Linked DNA regions of Homo sapiens: region 2 is linked to region 1. A link is an interaction called in ENCODE POLR2A ChIA-PET data of the cell type or tissue named here. Cell type or tissue: PC-9. All regions are shown on one strand.

Region 1 (4,000 bases):
GTCCCATTCCCAAGATATCTCATTATGTATATGCAAATATTCCAAAATCCAAAAAATTCCACAATCAGAAATATCTCTGGTCCCAAGCATTATTTTTTTTTTTTTGAAACAGAGTCTTGCTGTGTTGCCCAGGCTGGAGTACAGTGGCACGATCTCAGTTCAGTGTAAACTCTTCTTCCTAGGTTCAAGTGATTATCCTGCCTCAGCCTCCCTTATCTTGGAATTACAGGAGTCCACCACCACGCCTGGCTAATTTTTGTATTTTTAGTAGAGATGGGGTTTCACTGTGTTGGCCAGGCTGCTGGTCTTGAACTCCTGACCTCAAGTGCTCGGCCAGCCTTAGCCTCCCAAAGTGCTGGGATTACAGGCATGAACCACTGCGGTGGGCCCATTTTCTTTCTTTTTTTCTTTTTTGAGACGGAGTTTTGCTCAGTTGCCCAGGCTGGAGTGCAAGGGCGTTATCTCGGCTCACCGCAACCACAACCTCCGCCTCCCGGTTCAAGCGATTCTCCTGCCTCAGCCTCCCGAGTAGCTGGGACTACAGGCGCCCGCCACTGTGCCCGGCTAAGTTTTTGTATTTTTAGGAGAGACGGGGTTTCACCATGGTCTCGATCTCCTGACCTCGTGATCCACCCGTCTCGGCCTCCCAAAGTGCTGAGATTACAGGCGTGAGCCACCATGCCCGGCTAATTGTGTATTTTTAGTAGAGATGGGGTTTCTCCATGTTGGTCAGGCTGGTCTCGAACTCCTGACCTCAGGTGGATCTCCTGCCTCGGCCTCCCAAAATGCTGGAATTACAGGCATGAGCCACCGCACCTGGCCCCATTTTCTTTTTTTAATACAGAATCTCACTCTGTCACCCAGGCTGGAGTACAGTGGTGCAGTCTCAGCTCACTGCAACTTCTGCCTTTGGAACTCATCCTCCCACCTTAGTCTCCTGAGTAGCTGGGACTACAGGTATGTACCACCACGCCCAGCTAATTTTTTTTTTTTTTTTTTTTTTTGAGACGGAGTCTCGCTCTGTCGCCCAGGCTGGAGTGCAGTGGCACAATCTCGGCTCACTGCAACCTCCGCCTCCCAGGTTCACGCCATTCTCCTGCCTCAGCCTCCTGAGTAGCTGGGACTACAGGCACCTACCACCACGCCCGGCTGATTTTGTTTTTGTGTTGGGTTTCACTGTGTTAGCCTGGATGGTCTTGATGTCCTGATCTCGTGATCCGCCCGCCTCAGCCTCCCAGAGTGCTGGGATTACAGGCATGAGCCACCGCACCCAGCCAGCTAATTTTTTTTTGAGATGGAGTTTTGCTTAGTCGCCCAGGCTGGAGTGCAATGGTGCGATCTCGACTCACTGCAACCTCCACCTCCTGGGTTCAATCAGTTCTCCCACCTCAGCCTCCCGAGTAGCTGGGATTACTGGCGCCTGCCATCATGCCAGGCTAATTTGTATTTTTAGTAGAGAGGGGGTCTCACCATGTTGGCCAGGCTGGTCTTGAACTCCTGACCTCAGGTGATCCACTTTGGTCCTCGGCCTCCCAAAGTGCTGGGATTACAGGTGTAAGCCACTGTGCCCAGCCTAATTTTTGCATTTTTAGTAGAGATGGGGTTTCACCATGTTGAAACTGCCTAGGCAAAATTATGACTGAGACAGTGAAAGAGATCTAACTTAACCGACTACTTCTTGCTTCTAACTGCCAAGCTGCCTTTGTTCATTCCTGGATGTGGGCTGAACTAACTTTGGGAAAAACTTAGTTTGTAGTTTGTTTGTTTATTTATTTATTTATTGAGATGAAGTTTCGTTCTTTTGCCCAGGCTGGAGTTCAGTGGCAGGACCTAGGTGAGATCTCAGCTCACCACAACCTCTGCCTCCTGGGCTCAAGGGATTCTCCTGCCTTAACTTCCGGAGTAGATGGGATTACAGGCGCCCACCACCACACCCAGCTAATTTTTTTGTATTTTTAGTAGAGACGGGGGTTTCACCATGTTGGTCAGGCTGGTCTCAAACTCATGACCTCAGGTAATCCACCTGCCCCCTAAAGTGCTGGGAGGTGAGCCACCTCGCCAGGATTGCTTGCCGTTTATAGTTTAAACAAAGATGGTAACAGCCCTTTCTCAAAGCAGACTTCCTTCTTGCCTGGGGACTAGGCTAACATTAGCCACAGAATTAGAAATAATGGTTTAGGAGTCATGCAGCTGGAGGCTACAAGATTCTGACCCTCCCTAAACTGCTGCTAAGATCAGTGCTTGAGATATTTTACAGACCTGCACTTGTGGATCAGCTGGCACCACCCAGATCAATAAACTGGCTTGTCTGACATTGTGTTCCACACCCAGGAACTGACTCAGTGCTAGAAGACAGCTTCTACTCCCTATGATTTCATCTCTGACCAATCAGCACTCCTGGCTCACTGGCTCCCCCTCTACCCACCAAGTTATCCTTAAAAACTCTGATCCCCGAATGCTCAGGGAGACTGATTTGAGTAATGATAAAACTCCAGCCACCCACACAGCTGGCTTTGCATGAATTACTTTTTCTCTATTGCAGTTCCTTGTCTTGATGAATTGGCTCTGTCTACGCAGTGGGCAAGGTGAACCCCTTGGGCAGTTACAGTGTTGGCCCAGATTACTTGAGGTCAGGAGTGCAAGACCAGCCTAGCCAACAGGGTTTGTGTGTGACTATGCCCGGTTAATTTTGGTATTTTTAGTGGAGACTGGGCCACCTGCCTCAGCCTCCCAAAGTGCTGGGATTACAGGCATCAGCCACTGTGCCTGGCTCCTTTTTTTTTTTTTTTTTTTTTTTTTGAGAAGGAGTTTCGCTCTTGTTGCTGAGGCTGGAGTGCAGTGATGTGATCTCGGCTCACTGCAACCTCCGCCTCCTGGGTTTAAGCTATTCTCCTGCCTCAGCCTCCTGAGTAGCTGGGATGACAGGCATGTGCCACCACGCCTGGCTAATTTTGTATTTTTAGTAAAGACGGGATTTCTCCATATTTGTCAGGCTGGCCTTGAACTCCCGACCTCAGGTGATCCACCCGCCTTGGTCTCCCAAAGTGCTGGGATTACAGGAGTGAGCCACTGTGCCTGGCCCATTTAAAAATTCTTAGTTGGCTTTGTGATTCTCAAATAAGGCAACACTTCCTTTCATAAAATGGAATAAATGTTCCAGGGAACTGAGCAGAGGAGGTTGGTTTTATAGACCAAAATGGCTAAAGAAAGCAGAAACAAAAAAGAAAAAGTGAATTGGTCGTTTTAAGGTTGCTTTCCTCCTAAGGCAAGAATGAGACAGAACAATAGAAAAAAGAACTGATTGACTAACCTCGGGTCCCTTTTTGTTGTAAGGATTAAAGGCAGAGGGAACTTCATTATCATGCCACTGAAGCTGGCCTGTTTGGGAAGTTGGACTGTTATCTCTCTCCTGATGGAAGGCCAGAGGTGACTCTGTTTTGGAGTAATTGTATTAGAATGAAAATGCTTTGAAAGTTATGTTAGATAAAAATTATAGGAGACCCCTGTGTTTTTTTTTTGTTTGTTTCTTTTTCTTTTTCTTTTTTTTTTTTTGAGGCAGAGTTTCAAGTTTTGCTTTTGTTGCCCAGGCTGGAGTGCAACCTCTGCCTCCCGGGTTCAAGCGATTCTCCTGCCTCAGCCTCCTGAGTAGCTGGGATTACAGGCATGTGCCACCACGCCTGGCTAATTCTTTTTGTATTTTTAGTAGAAACGGTTTCTCCATGTTGGTCAGGCTGGTCTCGAACTCAGGTGATCCACCCAGGAGACCCTTGTTTAGGACTAAGCTGATCCTAGCAGGAGCTTAGTCCAAAACAAGGGTCTCCTATAATTTTTATTTATATAATTACTTGGTATTTATGGATTGACTCAATACACACAGCTCACTGCAGTTCCAGGGGCTGCAAAGGGACAGCGCAGAGCTCCTGCCTCCAATGGATGATATCACAGTGGGCTTAGAGTGGGAGGAAGAAATAGATGTGTTATCTTCCCAGTGTTGACTGAC
Region 2 (4,000 bases), 670 kb after region 1:
GGAGTCTCCCTCTGTTGCCCGGGCTGGAGTGCAGTGGCTCGATCTCTGCTCACTGCAACCTCCACCTACTGGGTTCAAGTGATTCTCCTGCCTCAGCCTCCTGAGTAGCTGGGATTACAGGCGTGCGCCAGCACTCCTGGCTAATTTTTTTTTGTATTTTTAGTAGAGACGGGGTTTCAGCACGTTGGTCAGGCTGGTCTCAAACTCCTGACCTCGTGATCTGCCCGCCTTGGCTTCCCAAAGTGCTGGGATTAACAGGCCTGAGCCACTGCAACTGGCCCCCTAGATGATAAATCTTATTGCTTGGTGGATAAAGAAAATGTAGCACATATGCACCATGGACTACTATTCAGCCATAATAAAGAATGAGTTCATGTCCTTTGCAGGGACATGGATGAAGCTGGAAATCATCCAGATCCTACCGCTCCTGCCATGCTGCATCACTGCCACTCACTGCAGCAAGCCCAGCTGTGGAGCTGCAGGCTACAGCCTCCAGCATGCAGCAGGTGGCTCTTCCTTTCCCCCTTCCTTTTTTTTTTTTTTTTTTTTTTAGATGGATTCTTGCTTTGTCACCTAGGCTAGAGTGCAGTGGCACGATCTTGGCTTACTGCAACCTCTGCCTCCTGGGTTTAAGCGATTGTCCTGCCTCAGCCTCTCAAGTAGCTGGAACTACAGGAGCACCACGCCTGGCTAATTTTTGCATGTTTAGCAGAGACGGGGGTTTCACCATCTTGCCCAGGCTAGTCTCAAACTCGACCTCGTGATCCACCCGCCTCAGAATTACAGGTGAGTCACCATGCCCAGCCCCTTCCCCCCTTCTAAGCCTGGCACACACCAGCTTAGCAGACAGAAGCAGAAGAGTCTGGAATGGCCTGACTCCCCCTTAGCATGCTTTATATACCGAGGTTCCTGGGTTACATGTTCTGATTGGATGAGAGTAAGCCTTAGGCTAACCAATCAGAACATGATAATAAAGTCCAATCAGAATAAGCCTAGAGGTTTTCTCTCATCCAATTAGAACATTGGCTGCGACGACAGCGACTGAAGCGCAGCTGGAGTGGTAAGATGGCGGACGAGCAGCTGCAGCAGCTCCGTGCGGTGCTACAGGGGGAGGGGAAGGTGGTTTCTCCTGACACAAGCTGGAGGCCGGAGCCTGTGGCACCCTGGCTTGCCTCACTGAAGCTGGTGGCTGTGACAGGGACTGCACGGCTGCTGGAGTGGTAGAAAGGCAGCCCAGGTAGGTGAGTATTCTCAACTGCACTGCCCACGGTGGGGAGCGGCTTGGGGGCGCTATTCCGGGCATCACTGCCTGCAGCCAGGAGCGGGTTGGGGTGCTATCCAGGGCTGCACTGCCCGGGGATGGAGTGGGGCTTGGGGCACTGTTACGGGCGTTATTTCTCCCAGTGTGGGGGCGGGTTGGGGTCTCTATTGGGTGCTGCAGTGTTCGAGGTGGGGACGGGTTGGGGGCGCTATCAGGGGTTACACTCCCTGGGAGTGGGGGGTGGTGTTTGGGACACTATCGGGGGCTACACTGTCAGCGGCGGGTTAGGGGCGCAATCGGGGCTGCACTGCTGGTAGTGGCAGAGGTGGCCGCCACAGCGGTGGCCTCCAAGGAAGGAGCCAGGCTCCAGACTCTAGAAGGAGACCTCCTACTGCTCAGCGGGCACACAGTGTTTCCATGGGAATCATGGGCATGGCAGGGCCTGTCATGGTTCCTGGGTCTGCGTCCTCTTACTCTGTGTTGAGACAACCTGGGATTCCTGAGCACAGTCATGGGGTAGACATGGGGCACAGGCGTCATGGGGGGACAGGGCCCTGTGGGTGGAGACGTTAGGAATGGAAACCGGCACTCGGGGTGGGGGCGCAGGAGGGGCCGGGGGTTGGGCGGGGTAGTAGTGGCTGGGTCTGAGTTCTGCTGTTCCTGCTCTCCAAGGAGCCGCAGCCCCAGTGGGCCCAACGGTTCCTGTGGGTGGGGAGCCAGCCACCTTGGAGTCTCCAGTTCACTGAAACCTGTCACTGCCACCCAGTGGCCACCATGACAAGGTGAGGCTCTAACGTTACCACTCCCTGCATCATGTTCTAGGCTTTTCTGACTTTACTGGCCCAGCTGCTCTGTGCCAGAAGGAGGAGCAACCTGCCACACGCTGGAGGGTGGAGGCTGGAGCCTGGAGCCTGGGACGTGGCGGCTGGCGTCACTGCGGTGGGTGGCACTTTGGAGCAGTAGGTAGGAGGGCAGCCAGCTGTGGCCACCTGTGGCAGGGCTGTGGCTGTGGCCAGCTAGTAGGGGCCTTGTAGGGAGTGCCGGTGCATCGAGGGTGACAGCAGCAGTGGTTGTATTGGCATTGGCCTTAGTGGTGGCAGCAGCAGCAAGTCTGGGGGTCCTGGGAAGTGGGAGTAGGAGCACTGCGGAGCCACCTGGCCTGGCGTGGGTAGGAAGCTGTGGGTGCTGTACCGTCGGCCTCGGTGGCAGCAGTGGAGGTGCCGCCAGGGCAAGGAGGAGTCCTCCCCCTTCTCCTGCAGAATCTGGAGGGTCCCATCCTTCTGCTGGCACCTGAGCCAGGTGTGAGTGGAGCATTATCGCAATCTTAACAAAATTTAGGGGTGACTGTGTATCTTTTTGCTCTTTATTGTTGTTGTTGTTGTTGTTGTTGTGAAAAAGTCTTGAACTTTTTCAAATTTCATGAATCAAGGAGGGGAAAAAAGGTATCATAATAGGCCTTCCGATTCCCTCACGTGTTGTTTTTCCTTTCTTCCAGTCTTTTATTCTCATCATCATCTTCTTGTTCTTCTTTATTTGCTTATGCTGCTGCCTCTATTTCTTGTTTCTCCTTCACCACCTCCTGCTTTTGTTTGCTTTTTCCCAAGCAATGGCATTAACAACAAACCAAGACTGAGTTAAAAATAAAGTACTTGTCAGTGTGTTGTACTTTAAAAATAATTGGTCCATTACTATGTCTTAGAGATTTGCATAATTATTTAGTACTTGAATAGATATGCTTTCCTGTTCCTGTTAACGCATTGTAAGCAGTTATTCAAGGAATAAAAAAAAGAAGCATCAAATAAAATATTGGTAGCAAACAGCTGTTTCATCTGTCTTACATATTAGTCTGGAGATATGCAAGAGGCATGGGGGTAATAAGTTCCAATTTAGGAGGTCATTAGGTAAACTATATTCCCTTCATGTTATTTCCCTCCCACTATTTTCAAGATTATTATCTGCGTGACCAAACCTGGTTTGTCACCACATCTTTACAACAGGAAAAGGAAGCGGGGATCATGCAAATAATGTTTTAAGGCCAAGATTCACAACCAAAAACAAGGCTTTATTAACTTTTGTCTTTAAGAACCTGCAGTATTGAGCCCTCTTTCCTAGTATTACAACCTTTGGTATGAACTCTTTTTTTAGTGATTGCACTAGAAGTTTATGCATTTTATTGAATAAAGAAACAAATGTATATTTTATCATTTTTCAAGCCCACAGAAATGGATTAAGGCCTATAATTTTGACACTTTTAAAATTATTTTTAAGTTTATGACATGTAAAATACTGTTGATACATGTGGGAATATGGATAAGTACCACCAGATAGCTTATTTTGAAGAGACAGTGTCTAAATTTTTGTCGACAGCGTCTAAATTTTTGTCGACAGTAGATTGGTTGCAGTTTCTTAGGTGTGTTTCTCAGTACATTGCCTCAGCGTTTTAAAGCGTATAGAAATTTGGATTCTGTTTACCCTCATATGGTCCTTTGTTTATAGGTTGTTTAATGTTTCTAGGGACTGAAGACATCACAGCCCCCTTTAAGATGCAGTAATATTAATAAGATTTGTTATGTATAGGGTTAGAATCCAACAAACTCGAGAGGAAAATTGTTAAATTATATAGCTGTAGAGCAGGAAATGAAACCTAGGTTCTAAGCTCTAAGGGGGCCATGAGCTACCATACAGGTGCATCAGTGACCGGGCATAGCATAGAGTGGGTAGAATACAGGATGGTTAAGA

Evidence for each region. Peaks named below come from ENCODE experiments on the same cell type or tissue, not always from the same donor. Only the 100,000 strongest peaks of a DNase experiment are listed, where the experiment ranks them.
Region 2: POLR2A ChIA-PET joins it to region 1 with 6 read pairs; 1 of 35 experiments calls an interaction of 5 or more read pairs at or near these places.

Annotation. Positions count from the first base shown.
Region 1 is chr10:43,354,434-43,358,433 of GRCh38, reverse strand. No RefSeq gene overlaps it. Among named protein-coding and RNA genes, the nearest start is that of FXYD4, 15 kb to the left of the region's middle. RefSeq lists an enhancer at 2,184-2,891. In PC-9, a CTCF peak has its summit at 2,495; a DNase peak (open chromatin) is centred at 2,283; H3K27ac peaks cover 2,606 bases.
Region 2 is chr10:42,688,776-42,692,775 of GRCh38, reverse strand. It overlaps LINC01518 (long intergenic non-protein coding RNA 1518), which reads left to right and starts at 1,017. Exons shown (of 5, transcript NR_120659.1): 1 at 1,017-1,241; 2 at 2,084-2,200. In PC-9, CTCF peaks have their summits at 1,854 and 2,056 (motif pointing left); DNase peaks (open chromatin) are centred at 975 and 2,055; H3K4me3 peaks cover 2,086 bases.